Regions from separate parts of the Mus musculus genome. Here region 1 is linked to region 2. The links are chromatin loops, found by intact Hi-C in ENCODE. Cell type or tissue: heart. All regions are shown on one strand. Each heading gives the region's core, and the rest is flanking DNA. Links, peaks and the distances in the headings are about the cores only.

Region 1 (5,388 bases), core at 318-5,317, 140 kb after region 2:
ATTTCCTTCAAGATAGAGAAGAACTGTGCATACTTTTTGTACAGAAAATAATACTCCATAAAAATTATCTATAGCTAGCCTTTATATTTCCACACTTATGCATCTATAAGTTATTTGTGGATTTGACTCAGTATATACTAGAATTTGAGAGGCAAGTATTACTACCCCTTGAAATTCCATGAGAAAAAAAATTTATTTCCTGAAAATTTTATATGCTCTTAAAAACTAATTAGCCTCCTCTGTTGTATATAGTCTATGTCTCTTGCTTAGAAATTTTACCTGCTGGGCGGTGGTGGCACATGCCTTTAATCCCAGCACTCGGGAGGCAGAGGCAGGCGTATTTCTGAGTTCGAGGCCATCCTGGTCTACAGAGTGAGTTCCAGGACAGCCAGGGCTATACAGAAAAACCCTGTCTCAAAAGAGAAAAAAAAAAAAAAAAGAAAAAAAGAAAGAAATTTTTACCTATACCTTTTCTATTGCAGTACCTTTAATTAGCAATTAAAGGAAAAATAGCTTGTATCTAAAAAGCTTAAATACAGTAGATATTAAGTTCATCTTTCTTGATTATTTATTTGCATGCATATGTACACATTGCCACAGTACACATGTGGCGGTCAGAGGACAACTTGTAGGAATTATCAGCTATATTTTACTTTATTTTAATAATCAGTCTGCATTTCTGCTGTTTAAAGCTTTGTGTTGGGGCTGGTTAGATGGCCCAGTGAGTAAAGGCTCTTGAGTCGAGCTTTATCACCTTTGTGTTCTTAGAACCCACATGAGAAGGAGACTGATTCTCATAAGTTGTCCTCTGACTTCCCCATGTGTGTTATGGTATACATATACTCGCACATACACACACTCACAGACACACACGCACACACTGTAGTTGAGTTGTTTCATTATTCCATGGCTTACATATTTCATCTGTGTAATGATCTACTGTAATTATAATATTAAATTCATAGTCCTTTCTTGAGTATTAATAGCTTACAGCTATGAAGTGCTTACTTCCTGCTTGTATTGAATAGAAGTTTAAGTTTCAATTATTGAGACCTCGCTGTTCAAAAGTTGAGTTAATAAAATGTATCAGGTCTTAGGATAAGTTCTGAATATATGTGACATATATTTAGACATATAACACATACATATTTGCTGTTTTTAACAAAATCTCAATCATTCAATTTTACCAATGAAGACTCAGAATGCAGATGTTGTGGTGAAAGCCTGCTAGCTCAGAGAGGCAGAGAAAACACCCAGCCCAGAAGGGGGAGTGTCCTTTTCAGCCCCTATCCCAGAAGGAAAAGGAAGTTGTTCTTCTCCACAATGTCTCAGAACCCCCACAAACTGAATGTCCTTCCCTTCTACTTCCTGTGCATCTCTCTATCCATCCTCTTGACTTCCTCTTAATCACTATGTTTTTTCTATTTTCACTCCTGTCAGTTGCCTGTTTGCTTCACCTCTTGTCCTAAGGTTGACTTTATTTAATCCTGATAACAATAAACAGAAAGCTCTTGGATTAATTAATTTCTAACAACTAGAAACAGATTTTTTCCAGTAAAAAAGAAAAATACAATTTTGAGTTTCACAGTGTGATTAAATATCCTGCAGCATATGTTAGCTTTCATTATTATTTAACATAAATTATTCATTTGATTTTTTTTTCCTTGATAGATTGTATGTTCCATTTGGGATTGACTTAGAAGATTATTAAAACTAAGATTATGAGACTGACCTGGAAGTAATATAAGAAGCTACAAATACATCTCTTTAGAATGCTTAGAAAAGTAGTTTCTGAGATACCTAGGGGTGGTGGGCCTCTTTCCTGTGAGTGCCTGTGTATTAAAGGAGTTTCACATTCCCAGGACTATAGGATTCTTTCCCCTCTTTTTCTGTTTGATGCCTATGTCGTAAGCAAAAGTATTATAGAAATAAACAGTTTTTGCCTTTTAGTAGGAGAATTTTGTCAGTTCTAAGCCAAGATGACAAATGAAGTAGGTAAGTTATTTTCTTGGTGACAGTACTAGATAAACATCTTGATGAGACACAAAATTCTAAACATGTATCAGTTTAAATGTATCAGTGCCGTTAGTTTGTAGTGACTGAGCTGTGTGTGAGGGCTTTGGACACTTACATTTCTACTGAGTATTGCTGGTCCTTTGCCTTTATGACTAGAGGAGCTTAGAAAGTTGATTTCTCCTTCATTACTCTAAGGCAAGCAGTCATCTTCTCATAAGTTACCACTTCAACTGCATCTTAATCCCTTAGTCAGTCCCTGGATACTTAAAGTTCAGCTGTACTTTTAAGATAAATCTGAATTTGGAGAATACTAACATTTTTCTTTGTTTGTTTTAGCTGCCGTTAAGATTCAGTGATGCCTTGGTACTAAGACAGCTTCGGTACACTGGGATGCTGGAAACAGTTAGAATTCGCCAATCTGGATATAGCTCCAAATATTCTTTCCAGGTTATATGTTTCTTTCATATATTTAAATATACACACACACATATAAACACATATATTCACATCACATATTGTTTCTACATATCTTGATTTATATATCTATAGATATAGATATCTTCGGGACTCATTTGCCTCTTTTACTATTTTTATACAAGTTGTAAAAGCATTAAGAGACTACCAGCAGTATGTTGGACATATGTCATGATAGAATATAGTACTTGGCTATCCTCATTTGCTCTGAATGTTTTCCAATGTTTAGTTTAACCATAATTCAGCAGTTTTCACACTGATTTTTTTCCATAATTGAAATAATTCAATGAGAATTAACTAGTCAAATAAAATGTTTCAGTTGGTTTTCCCTGAAGTTTTCTTAGTCAGATGTCTTATCTATGAAGCTATAGAATGTTATTCAGCAATCTGTTCTGTGTGTAAAAATTATATTGGAACCTTTCAGGAACTGAGCAGTTTTTGCTGTGTGGAAAGAGAAAACTTGATTCTCAATTGTATGTTCCAATAGCTGCTGTATTTCCTATTACCCCTTTACTAAGATTTCAGTTTCTTGCTAAATAACTTTTTTTTTTTTTTGGACTTTCTCAAAAAGAATAACAAACTTCTGCCCTTCTTTTTAAATTCAACTTCCATTTGGTAGCATAATGTTTCAAACTCAGTATCTTTCCTTTTGTTGGTTTTAAAACTATGTTTTTAAAAGGTGTTTTTAGTTTTATTTTATGTTTATGGGTGTTTTGCCTGCATGGTGCCTCACATGCACCATGTAAGTATAATTCTTTTGAAGAGCAGAAGCAGGTGTCACATTCTCCCCAACAAGTTACAGATTGTTGTTAGCAGGTGTGTAGATACCTGGACTATAACCCAGACCTTGGAAGAGTGTCCAGTGTCCTTAATCATTGATTCATCTTTCCTGCCCCTCCTATTTATAATATTTTAAAGTAATACTCTGTCTTGTTCACCTTACTTTTTTATTAATGTTTTATTCTTTGACAATTTCATATATATGCACATATATATACATACATACACACACACACACACATATATATATATGCAGATATATATAATTATTTCTGGTTATTCCCATACCTACTCTCTCTCATCAGTTTTCTACCCCTCCCAGTTTACCTTCTACTTTTAAAAGAATGAGAAAACAGGCCCTAGAATACCTTCACTTGTGTGGCTCACTACTCTCTTACAGAGTATTCTGCTATTTTCCCCCATTGCCTCACTTTATTTTTTTTTCCATTTTTTATTAGGTATTTAGCTCATTTACATTTCCAATGCTATACCAAAAGTCCCCCATACCCACCCACCCCCACTCCCCTACCCACCCACTCCCCCTTTTTGGCCCTGGCGTTCCCCTGTACTGGGGCATATAAAGTTTGCAAGTTCAATGCATTGCCTCACTTTAAATAAAGTTTTATTTTTATTAAAAGGCTGAGAAACCCATCAATAAGAGGATAGTCTGTTTAGGGTATATTACTCATCTAGTACTTTGTAATCTGATACCATTTTTGTTTTACTTTTTTAGGATTTTGTTAGCCACTTTCATGTACTTCTTCCTCAACATATTATTCCATCTAAATTTAATATTCAAGATTTCTTCAGAAAAATAAATATTAATTCTGATAATTATCAAGTTGGAAAAACCATGGTAAGTGTGTATGGCCTTAGTTAAAATTGAGTTTTTTATATTTTAATAATACCTTTCTTTGTCTATGATTTTTATGAAAAGATAGTTTGCTTCAGGTTATTACAAGGAAATTGATTAAGCTAGATGGTTTTTTGTTTACATATCTATCTTTCTATCTACCTATCTTCCTTTTTATATCTGTCTATCTATCTAATCTATCTACCTACCTTTCTTTATCTGTTTATCTATCTACCTACCTATATACCTTCCTTTCTATATCTGTCTGCCTCTCTCTCTCTCTCTCTCTCTCTCTCTCTCTCTCTCTTTCTCTCTCTCTTCCTCTCTCTCTTTCTCTCTCTCCCTCTGTGTGTGTGTGTGTGTGTGTGTGTGTGTGTGTGTGTGTGTGTGTGTGTGTGTGTAAGTCAGAGGAAAACATGTGGATCAGTTCTCTTTACCATGTGAGTCCTAGGGATGAGACTCAAGTTTTTGGTCTTGGTGGCAAGTACCTTTACCCACTCTGCTATCTTGGTTGCCCATAAATTTGATTTGTTGTTGTTGTTGTTCTATTTGTATATGGATAATGTGTGAATGCTAGCACACCCATGGAAGACAATTTTCAGGAGTTGGTTCTCCCTTTATTTTAGGTTCATAACTGACCCCAGGACCTTTATTTTTTTTTTATTTATTTTTTACTTTTAATGACTTAGCAATAAAAGTGCTTGCTGTCAAGCCTGATAACCTGAGTTTATCCCAGATCTCATATAATAGGTAGAATAGAACTGACGTCTATAGTTGGTAACTGACCTACATACAACCTAAAATAAAATGTAATTAGTATTAATCATTAGAATTTCTGGCCAATGTTCTGACTACAGCTTCATCTATATTTCAGACTATTTCTAAGATATTATATAGTAATGACCAACTGCCATTTTCAACTATTTATTACCTTTTATTTATATTTTTTCTTCCTCTTCCTTCTCCTCTTCCAATTTTCAAGGAGAAAAACCATGATCATCTTGGGCTTACCCTGTGATTTAATCCTTTTGTAAAAACTTTTTTGATTCCCCCCCCCCCAGGTTAGGAATGAATCTCATATTTCAGCCTGTTTCTCTATTCTGATTCCCCCTTTTATTTTTCTCCTTAGCTCCTTTCCTCTGTATTTCTTTGACAATATTAAACTGCTGTTTTTGCTATATTTTAGTCATTTTATTTAATTTATTCTACCCATTTATTAAAATTACTTAAATATGGTGCTTTTTTGAGTTTTCCAATTTTTTAAA
Region 2 (5,388 bases), core at 306-5,305:
GAGAAACCCTATCTAAGACAAACAAACAACATCAATAACAAACCAACCCCCCGCCTCCCAAAAAACCCTTCACTGTAGGCTTAGGTTTATCAAAACCTATTTAATAAGGGTTCTTAAATGCTTCAACCTCCCTTCCAGCCCACTGACCAAAAGTAGGGGAGAAGAAAGATTAATATGAAAACAGGGGATGTGGACCTGTTTAGAAGCAGTTCTTTGGGGTGATTCCAAACACAAATCAGTAGTGGCAATCCAGTCTTATCGGCAAACACCAAACACAAATCAATAGCCATGGCTTGATCCAGAAAAAATTGGAGGTTCTGCTGAATCGGCAGAATCTGTGGAAGCCACAAGAAGCAGCTGGAATGACACAAGAAGTTCCTTGGCACTTTTCTCTCTACAAAGTCATGGCAAGTGACGATCAGCAAAGACCAGCAAAGTGTTGCGAGGTGAATCAACAGGCATCCTCCACTGTCGGGTTCTACTTATACTCCTTCCAAACATCACATGTCCTCTCATGTGTCTGCCTCAGCAAAACATCCTCTCATACAACAGTTTCCAGAAAAAAATCACAAAACACAACTGAGTCTGTAAAGAAACCAAAAATTTCCACTTCACACCATCATCACAACAAAAACAACAATAAAACCACCACCACCACCAAACAAACAACAGATAACCCAATGGTAAAATAAGCAAAGGATTTTTAGAAAATAGTCAATAACCAATAAAAAGTGGTCAGCATTTCTACCCCTGTTAAACCCCATGGAGAGGCTGTCACGATGGTTAGGAGGTGCTGCCAAACAGAAGATCATGGGTGTTGCTGAGGCGAGGAAAACACAGGCATGGCTTGCAAGGCCCTGCACTCCTTCCCAGCACCAAGGGAAGGAAGGAAGGGAGGGAGGGAAGGAGGGAGGGAGGGAGGAAGGAAGGAAGGCTGTGACAATATGAATGATTTTTACCTAAACTGAAAAATTAAAAATAGATAACAGAGTAATTTCATTTTGGGATACTGTCTTAGTATGTTTTATTGCTACAAAGCAACACCATGACCACCACCTCAACCCTCATAAAGGAAAACTTATAGTTTCAGAAGTGTAGTCCATTATCATCACAGTAGGAATCATGCAGGCAGACATGTTGTTAGAGAGCTGAGCATGCTACATCTTGATCCTCAGGCAGCAGAAGGGAACTGTGTGCCACACCGGGCATGGTTTGAGCATTTAAGACCTCCAAGCCTGTCCCCCCTATAGTGACACACTTCCTCCAGTAAGGCCACGCTCCCTAATAGTGCCAATGGTCAAGCATTCAAACACATGAATCTATGGGGCCATTCCTTCTCAAATCACCACAAAAGAGTTGAATGTAGGTTGTTCAGTAGTTGCTGAAGCCAAGCGCTTTCTGGGACTAGAAGAAATAAACATTTGGCTATAACTGGAAAATATGGCTGATCAGTTGCAGACTTCTGAAGAACCCAGGGAAAGTCCAAGAAACCTCTGCAGACCACACTCCCACCTCGCATCCCTGGACACAGCAGCATCACAGACAGGGCACACAATCCTAGCTTTCTCAGTTTGTGTCAAGTGAACTAATCTTACTGGCACAAATCACAAGATGAAGATCTGTGGCAGTGCTTGAGTAGAGGGGACGTGGGTCCCAGAGGGAGAGGGACTCTAGTGGAAAGAGGTCTCAAGAGCGAGGGGTGCATCTCAGCCTAGCCAAGATATCATGAGACTAAGAATCTCACCTCTCAGCCAAGCAGTGGTAGCACTCGCCTTTAATCCCATCACTTAGGAGGCAGAGGCAGGTGGATTTCTGAGTTTGAGGTCAGGCTGGTCTACAAAATGAGTTCCAGGACAGCCAGGGCTACACACAGAAATCCTGTCTGGAAAAAACAAAATAAATAAATATCTAGATAGATAGATATCTAGATAGATATCTAGATAGATATCTAGATAGATATCTAGATAGATATCTAGATAGATAGATAGATAGATAGATAGATAGATAGATAGATAGATAGATAGATAGATAGATAGATAGAATCAATCTCACCTCAGGTGCCCACGCAGCCAGTACAACCCTCGCAAATGATTACTGTGTCTGTGTCTCTAGGACACTTGCCACGTGGCCAAGTAGATGAGCTCCCCACAGCTGTTCTGCCACAGAAGTAAGATATGATTAAGAGAAATTACTTCCAGGACGTTTGCCTGAAGACCACCTCAATGCTCCGGCAAGAGGGAGAGAGAACACTAATATCCCACTAGGTGGCAGCAAAGTGCAGCAAGAGGACGTCATTCTCATTGAAAGTCCCTCCCAGTTTATCTCCTTGCTGGGTGAAATCTGGCCCAGGCTTCTGGTTTGTAATGGAAGAACAGACTCTTCAGGCAGGCGATGGGGCCATCTTCCCCCAGTAGAAATAGCTCAACCCTCTGCCCGATCATCGCCTCCTGCCTGCCTGCTCCCGGCATGGAGAAAGGCCGGCAAGCACTTCCACGGGTCCTCTAGATCTTCTAAAGGTTTGGCTGCCAAGAAGGCTGGCTGGTTGATGTGAAGAGCAGGTGTTGTCTGAACAGCATGGGTGGAGCTCCAAGGGTGGGGAGCTGAGTTCCTAAGGACATAGAACTCAGGCTCCCTGCTTCCATCCACTCTTGTTGTTAATAGCATCCTCTCTTTGGGTACTGAATGAAAGAAATTTGGCTCCAGTTGGGTGTGAACCAAGATGTCAACAGCACCCTCCTTCTTCTACTTTACTTAGGGTGGTTTGACATGTGACTGTTACATATGCTTTGTCCACCAACGGTGTGTGAGAGTGGGAGGCATTTAAGCCTCTGAATCCATAACCAGAGAAACTGGAGTCCTTCCCCTTGCATGACTGATCTCCAGATGAGCAGCACCTGGTGCCCAGCGGGGGCCCTGCTTACTGGGCCCCTCATGTGAGCAGGGCTCCCTGACTCCCTGGAATGTGTTCCTTCTTGTTTGGCTCTCAGCACCTGGCTCCCAGCCAAACCTGGAGCTGCTTGGAATGTGATGCCCCCACTTGCTTTTCTCGAAGGATCTCGGACAAGGCTCTCTCTTCTGCCTGGGGGAAAGGCCAGGCCTGGGTGAAGCCTCGTCCCACTGGTGTAAGGGCCTCAGACTCTCCTGTGACTGAACACAGAAGCACTTGGGTGGGGGAAGAGGGGAACACTACAGAGCTGGGTCCCCAGCAGAGCAGAGGCTGTGTCATATTGATATCTTATCCCCTTGGCAGCCTTCTAAATTGGGCTGGAGTGGGCCAAGAGTTACTCACAAGCTGTTCATTAACTTGCTAAAAGCAGAAAGGTTGGCTTGGGCACCGCTTTGGGAAAATGTGACACCCACTGCTCCTGGATTCAGTGGAGCGTGAAGGCGTATTAATTGGTGTAGGATTTCTGATGGAACTTTTTCTTTCCTGCTAGTTCCAATAGCAGACTAATCGGAATGCCTTGCTCTCTCCAACACGTTAACTACATGTGAGCGGTTTATTTAGCTCCTGAGTGTATGCTTCTATAGATACTAGGGTACTGACTATCATGTTTTGAACAGCAGGCCTATACAATGTGCTTTTATGCTCAGCACCTCATTTGACTCTTAAGACAGCCACAGAGCTTTCACACTTGACTGTCAGTACTAAGGCTGATTAAGTCTGAGATATGACATGGGTCCCCTTCAGGGAGTCTAGTGAGGGGCAAGCCAGAGGCATCAGCTAACTTTGGGGCTTATGGGTAAGACTGAGTCAGTGGATAAGTGTGCAGCATGTGTGGGCTTCAAAGCCTGAGTGAGATTTGGATGAGAGGAGAGTCATGTGCTTGTGGGGCAAGGGCAGAAAAGGATGGAGTTGAGAAGGAAGGCAGGGCTCCCGCAAAAGCTCCGAGGATCCAATGCTGCAGTGAAGACCGAGACTTCCTCCAGTCTCTCCAAGCTACGGGAATGACTGCAGTTTCGGAATGATGAATAAGCTGGTGGTTTTACAAGTCTCAGAATAGTCTAGATCAATCGCTTCTTGGCCTTTTATCTATGACCATGTGGAGAGTCTAGATCATGTTCCCCAGTGTCAGTAGCACTTGTGTTTGGGGTTGGATAATTCTTCATTATGGGGGTTGTCCTAGGTAAGATGCTTAGACATATCCCTGGCTTCTGCCCACTTGATGCTGATGTACCTCTTATCCCTGATTGTGACAATCCAAACCCCCCTAACATTTCCAAGTGTCTCTTGTAGAGAGGACAAAACTGTCTCCAACTAAAAATCACTAATCTGGATGCGAGGGAATTAAATTGTCAGGCTTTTAAATTTATTGTTGCCGCTGCTGGTGTGTGTGTGTGTGTGTGTGTGTGTGTGTGTGTGTGTGGTGCTGGAGAGTGAACCCAGGGTCTTGTGCTATACTGCTGAATATACACCCAGCCCCTGAGCTACAACACCCAGCTCAGCAGGTATTTTCTCAGCACTCTGATCAAGTCTATTGACTTTTGGAATAGCTGATAAGCAACATCATCTCTTTGCCACAGGAAATCTGTGGATGCTAAGGAATTTCCGGGCCTAAGAGGTTTCAGAAGTAGGTTGTTCTGAACATCAGAACATTTCCGAACAGACAGATGTGATAGATACTGTCCCGGAGATAAGAGAGTAGCTGAAAGCAGGATTCACTTCCCAGCCGATCTACCCGCAAGCCGTCTTACGCAAGGGCCACTTTGACTGAGGAATGGCCAATCTGACTAAAAGTGGAGAGAGGCAGAATAGGCCGATCTTGCATGTGTTCTGAATGTGAAAGCAAGAGCGCTGGTCAAACCAGAGCAGAACTTAATGACTTCAAGATTTATGGCTCTGGCTCGAAAGAATAGAGAGACAGATTGGAAATGTAGTGTTTGAGGCAGGTGAGATGGCTCAGTGGGCAAAGATTGCCAAGCCTGAGTTAAACCACAGGGACCCAAGCGTGGAAGGAGAGCACCCACGCCTTGAGTTGACATCTGACTGCACCCCTACTGATTAAATAAATACATACGTATTAGAAAACGTTACAATATTGAACATGCTAAATCCGAGACACTTTTTAGCCAAGTGGGGATATTAAATGAGTGATGGGTTAGGAAGCCTGAGTGTAGGGGAGAAGCCTAGAGCTATCTTTTGTGGATTTTTATTTAGGAGACAAGAGTCTCACTATGTACCACTGACTGACCTGGAACTCACAGAGGTCTGTCTTCTTCTGCCTCTCAAGTATTTTGTTTTTGTTGTTTTGTTTTGTTTTTGTTTTTGAGACAAGGTTTCACTCTGTAACCAGCTATCTTGAAACTCACTATTGAGTTGCCTAGATTATTTTGAGTCATGGCAATCCCTCTGCCTCAGCCTCCCAAGTGCTGGTATTACTGTTGTGA

The links. Hi-C counts contacts between places; a loop is a spot of excess contacts. Peaks named below come from ENCODE experiments on the same cell type or tissue, not always from the same donor. Only the 100,000 strongest peaks of a DNase experiment are listed, where the experiment ranks them.
Region 1: a loop joins it to region 2, with 2.1 times the contacts of the local background. A loop is called at or near these places in 1 of 42 quality-filtered maps.

Annotation. Positions count from the first base shown.
Region 1 is chr9:59,861,564-59,866,951 of GRCm38, forward strand. Myo9a (myosin IXa) reads left to right here. Exons shown (of 44, transcript NM_173018.2): 21 at 2,353-2,463; 22 at 4,004-4,126. All of the region lies in intron 2 of Gm20275 (predicted gene, 20275), which reads right to left. Among named protein-coding and RNA genes, the nearest start is that of Gm20275, 77 kb to the right of the region's middle. In heart, for the core only: no CTCF peak of the experiment used is centred there; no DNase peak of the experiment used is centred there.
Region 2 is chr9:59,721,009-59,726,396 of GRCm38, forward strand. No RefSeq gene overlaps it. Among named protein-coding and RNA genes, the nearest start is that of Senp8, 27 kb to the right of the region's middle. In heart, for the core only: a CTCF peak has its summit at 2,269 (motif pointing right); a DNase peak (open chromatin) is centred at 2,443; H3K4me3 peaks cover 242 bases; H3K27ac peaks cover 808 bases.